Regions from separate parts of the Homo sapiens genome. Here region 2 is linked to region 1. Evidence: chromatin contacts called from ENCODE Hi-C or POLR2A ChIA-PET data. All regions are on one chromosome and are shown on one strand. Each heading gives the region's core, a stretch centred on a gene start or an enhancer-like site at or near the end of the contact. The rest is flanking DNA. Distances are from core to core; before and after follow the strand shown. Region 1 overlaps TRIP11 (thyroid hormone receptor interactor 11). Region 2 overlaps TC2N (tandem C2 domains, nuclear).

Region 1 (2,725 bases), core at 119-2,618:
AAATTCTGTGTTGGATACAGTTGAAAATAATTGAGTTAAAAGACAAAGCAGGGCTGGGCACGGTGGCCCATGCCTGTAATCCCAGCACTTTGGGAGGCTGAGGCAGATGGATCACTTGAGGTCAGGAGTTGGAGACCAGCTTGGCCAACATGGTGAAAGCCTGTCTCTACTAAAAATACAAAAAAATTGGCCAGGTGTGGTGGCACATGCCTGTGATCCCAGCTACTCAGCAGGCTGAGGTGCAAGAAACGCTTGAACCTTGGGAGGCAGAGGTTGCAGTGAGCAGAGGGTGTGCCACTGCACTACAGCCTGGGTGACAGAGCGAGACTCTGTCTAAAAAAACAACAACAAAAAAGACAAAACAGATGCTTGTAAAGCTTAACCTCAAATTGCAAATAGTATAATATCTTTTAAAAATATATTATTTGGGCCGGGTGCGGTGGTTCACACTCGTAATCCCAGCACTTTGGGAGGCTGAGGTGGGTGGATCACTTGAGGTCAGGAGTTCAAGACCAGCCTGGCCAACATGGAGAAACCCCGTCTCTACTAAAAATACAAAAATTAGCCAGGCGTGGTGGCAGGCGCTTGTTATCCCAGCTACTCGCGAGACCGAGGCAGGAGAATTGCTTGAACCTGGGAGGTGGAGGTTGCAGTGAGCTGGGGCGCCACTGTACTCCAGTCTGGGTGACAGAGTAAGACTCTGTCTCAAAAAAAAAAAAAAAAAAAAAAAATATATATATATATATATATATAATATACATATAAAATTTGATGTTAAAAGTGATCTTGTATAACTTGAAATTCTGTAATAAAAAAGATCTAATTTCTAGCTTTTGCTTTGATTATATTTAATTAAATGAAGAGGTTAAATTTCCTTATTAGGTTTAATATTGTATCAGATTTAAATTTAGTTTTAAGGTATCCAGATGCAGATAAGACACCAGATGCAATTTATTTATTGACATATATATATGTATGTGAAATCATCTTTCTAACATTTTTTTCTTCCTTCTGTTGACTCCTTGGCCTCAAAGATGACAAACATGCAAAATGGAGGGGGGAAAACCTCACAAAATATTAACATTAAACAGAGTAATATATGTGATACTGATTCAGGCTAGATTGAAATATGAACTTTTTAGTTATTTTAAGAAATTGGATGATAAGTACTAATGCTTTATGTAGCACTTTACTATTTAGAAAAGTCACATTTGATCATTCAGTTGATTCTATCAAATTCTTTGAGATAAGCATGTTCATTTTACAAAATAGGCAACAAAGTCTGGCCCTGGTGATAGGACCATGATTCATATCCACTTCTGACTCTCAAGTTCTGTGTTCCTTTTTTTTCTCAGTCAGGTGACTGTTCAGTAAATCTGACTTGGATCTTGCCTACAGGAGCTTACTCATGAAATATCCAAATGACTTTGTAAGCAGTATGATTCATTTTAAGATGTAGTATGATTCATTTTAAGATGTTCTCTGAAGGCAGCATTGTAGTGTACTGTCATTAATTACAAATGAAATGTAAAATTATGATGTGCCAATTTGTTGCAATCAATTACATTTTATGTTCAATTTTTATTTTAAACCAAATGTTGAAGACCATGGCACCATGTCTAGGTGTTCCAGAGAAGAGACTCTGATATGGCAAGTTTTACTATGTCACAGATGTAGAGTAACTCTTTCTCCAAACTAGACTAAATCTCAGTTGCTTTATTGCTGAACTTTTAAAGTTCCCCCCTCCACCTTTTTTTTTTTTTAACTTCCAAAAAATTATTTTGGCATGTGAGATTATTTCACAGAAATATTTTATTTGGCTTAAAACTCATTTCTGAATAACCATATTTTCCCTGCCCATATAAATACAGTTCTGATTTCAAATTGTGGTTTGAATTAGGGTTCAGTTTTTGTAGAGAAATATTCAGAATCTCTGATGGGAGGAAAATAAGGGTGCTTGAAGAAAAAGAGGCATCTGTAGGGACCTTTGTAGTAGGTGTTTGACTTTCTTTTCCTTTCCAAACCCCTCATAGTTAATACCATCCTTCTAGCACCGTCCCTTAAATTCTGAGTTTTTCCCCCTAGACTCAAATATCAGAGTACATTCTAACTACTGCTTGAGTTTGCAACAGCCCTTTGCATTCCACATCACATTAGCTCAGGGACAAACTGTATGTTCTGATAGTGAGTTTAGGAAATTTTAACCCTGTCATTTTCGCCTTAAGGATGTTTTGACTCTACCTTTCTGAATACAGAGACTTTAATAAAAACCATACCAATCTTAGTAAGTTTTCATCAAGAAAGTATTTTTGATTTGGACTTCTACGCAGTTTGATTTCTTGATCAGTTTTTCATAGAGCAAAGTTAAAATTTTCTACTTTATTTTACTAAAATTTTTATCAGGCTCAGCTCTGCTTTGTGAATTTTACTCTGAAGATGTCTGTCATTTCACTTTCTCTCTCTCTCTCTCTTTTTTTTTTTTTTTTGGAGACAGGGTCTCGCTCTGTTGTCCAGGCCGGAGTGCAGTGGCACAATCTGAGGTCACTGCAATATCTGCCTCCTGGGCTCAGGCGATCCTCCCGCCTCAGCCTCCTAAGTAGCTGGAATTACAGGTTCATGCCGCCACACCCGACTAATTTTTGTATTTCTTGTAGAGACAGGGTTCTGCTATGTTGCCCAGGCTGGTCTCAAACTCCTGAGCTCAAGCAATATGCTTACCTCGGCC
Region 2 (2,725 bases), core at 1-2,500, 120 kb after region 1:
TAGAACCCTACTGACATTCCCTCTGCCCACAGGTTAAGATTCAAACTCCTGAATAGGATTGACAAAACCTTCCGTGATCTGGTTCCTGCCTGCTGCTCCAGTTCCAGCTCCTACCACTTTCCCCTCCTTTAGACCAAATTCTTGGAGAAACAAACACATCCCCAACAAACCAGAATGGCTTATGTACTCCCTCCAGCTGCTCCTGTCTGAGCTCTTCTCATTGGCTGGAATGCAGTTCTTCTCTTTGCCCATTTGGCAAATGCCTATTCATCTTTCCACAGAGATCAGCCTCTCTAGGAACTTTCCAGAGCCATCCCTGACCTCTGTGGTCTGTGCAGCCCACCAAGCCCCCACCCCTGTGTAGAGGGAGTCACTTCTGCTGTATTACCAGTGCCCCTGTGGTGTAGTTTCCACCTGGGGTTCTAAATGCAAACTCCTGCATGATACTATTTGTGTGTTGTTCATAATGTAGACTTACAGCCTAGCACAGTGCCTGGCCCATAGTAGGTGGTCAGTGTCAATAGGTTGAGTAGAATGTGATGATGGGAAAATGCAGAGAAGGGGAAAGCTTCAGGAGAAGTGGAATGGGTGGAATCAATAGGTCTTGGTGATTGATCGGGTACGGAGGCTTAGGGAGCCAAGGCACACCCTGAGGTGAGCTAAAGACCTCAGGAGGAGGAGTTTTGGTAGAGGGGAAAGGTGAATGTCATTTTAAACTTACTTCTTTTTTTTTAATTTTTATGTTTTGTTAAGGTAAGATTTACATACAGTTAAATGCATAGATATTAATTACACAGCTGGACAAATAAAACATGCTGAATTGAAGATGGCCACATTTGGGTGAAGGTATTGTGAAGATGGCCAGCAGTGTGTATGAAAGCACAGAGTCTGGTGCTAGAGACCGAGCTCTGGGGTCCTTGTGGGAAGTGACACCAGGTGCAGATAAGGTGACCCCTTGCGGTGAGAAGCTCCAAATATCCCAGTATCCCGAGGTGGCTCCAGATACTGGGATATCTGGAGCTCTCTCACTAATCACTAGGATGTTTTCATCTTCGTTTGGCTGTTTTCTGCTTTTGTTTTGGCTGGGCTGGGCTTCCCTCTTGTTGTTTGGGCTATTAAAGGATCAGAAACTATGCTGGCGAGTAGAAGGGATATGGAATGGGATGGCCACAGTTAATTGGGAACATGTGTAGAGGACCCACTCTTTGATCTGCATAACCACGCTTATGAGAGCAGTTTCTTCATCCACTCGCAGGGGGTCAGTCCATCACTTCCTGAGTGAGTGACAAAGCTCCTATCCCTGGTGACTAGGGCCACCACACACAACAGATGAGGAAAGAAATTCTAAGATAAACAAAAATGACTCATAGCATAATATGAAAACTGAAACGTGCATTAACCAAGCTATCTCTGCATCCTGAAGCAGCAGAGTCATTTGCTAATGAACTCATTAGGAAAATAAATGTTCTCAGTTGGAGGTTAGCATTCATTTACCCCAAAGTATACTGCATTTAATTAAAGGTACAGGAAAAATTTTCCTGGCCAGAGGAGTTACGGTGATGTGACAGGAAGATCCTTGTCTGAAAGTCTAGACATCTTTGGTTCTTTGTCCAATTCTCTCTGCTGTGTGACCTAGGGCAAGTCATCTGGCCTCTCTGAGCCTCAGATCCTTCTTTTGTAACCTGCTGAAGATGTCGATGTCAACCCTGAATCCTGTATTTACTCAACTTCTCAACAAATATTCTTGGCTGGGAGTGATGGCTCACGCCTGTAATCTCAGCACTTTGGGAGGCTGAGGCAGGTAATTGCTTGAGGCCAGGGGTTTGAGACCAGCCTAGGAAATATAGTGAAACCCCATCTTTACCAAAAAAAAAAAAAAAAAAAAGAAGAAGAAGAAAGAAAGAATCAGCCAAGCATAGTGGTGCATGCCTGTGGTCCCAGCTACTCAAGAGGTTGAAGTGAGAGGATCACTTAAGCCCAGGAAGTTGAGGCTGCAATGAGCCATGATGGCACCAATGCATTCCAGCCTGGGCAACAGAGTAATACCCTATCTCAAAAAACAAACAAACAAAGAACAACAACAACAAAAACCCAAATATTCTTCAAGCTTCTACTCTGTTCTGGGCACTGAGCTGGTTAAATATCCCTGCATGAACACTTTTTTGCTGTGGTCCCTGGCCAAACAGCTGTTACTCCCAATTCAATGCATGGCTCTGTTCTTTATGCCAAACTTGGAAAAGTGGGCTGGGTACCACTCTGGTTCTTTAGAGGAATTTTGTTGTGGTTCAGGCGACTGTACATCATAGTGCGAATCTGTTGCCAATAGTGGAAGGAATGCTGGGATTGGAGTTGAATAGACCTGAATTTGGGTCTCAACCCTGCCACTTACTAGTTTGTGACCTGGACTAATTTACTGAGGTTCTTTGAGCCTCACTTTTCTCATCTGTTAAATGGGGATAATAATACCGGCTCCAGTTGTTTTGAGAAATAAGATGATGTGTGTGGAGGTGCTTGGTGTTTTTCTTCCCTATTGTCTGAGAAAGCAGCAGGTGCCCCTACATCTTTCTTCACGTCAAATGTTCCAAATACCCAAGCCATTCACCCAAGCCACGACTCGGTTTATAAACGGTTCCTGGGACTTGGGAGACTAAAGTGGCCCCACTTCGGCATTCCCTCAGTGCTTTCCTCTCGTTGCATTTCAGAAAGATTTGAAATCAGACCCATT

Evidence for each region. A loop is a pair of places that touch in the nucleus more often than their neighbours do. ChIA-PET counts read pairs that join two places held with the same protein, here RNA polymerase II (POLR2A). Pooled maps may share reads with other maps.
Region 2: a pooled map shows a loop between it and region 1 (2.9-fold over the local background). The contact joins two enhancer-like sites. A Hi-C loop is called at or near these places in 4 of 50 pooled maps. POLR2A ChIA-PET finds 5 or more read pairs at or near these places in 8 of 52 experiments (A549, CD4-positive, alpha-beta memory T cell, OCI-LY7 and 5 more).

What each region holds. Positions count from the first base shown.
Region 1 is chr14:91,979,019-91,981,743 of GRCh38, reverse strand. All of the region lies in intron 16 of TRIP11 (thyroid hormone receptor interactor 11), which reads left to right. Among named protein-coding and RNA genes, the nearest start is that of FBLN5, 33 kb to the right of the region's middle. Within about 2 kb of position 1,368, at least 2 of the 41 ENCODE cell types and tissues checked have a DNase peak (open chromatin) inside an H3K27ac peak, as active enhancers do.
Region 2 is chr14:91,857,313-91,860,037 of GRCh38, reverse strand. All of the region lies in intron 1 of TC2N (tandem C2 domains, nuclear), which reads left to right. Among named protein-coding and RNA genes, the nearest start is that of TC2N, 8.9 kb to the left of the region's middle. Within about 2 kb of position 1,250, at least 2 of the 41 ENCODE cell types and tissues checked have a DNase peak (open chromatin) inside an H3K27ac peak, as active enhancers do.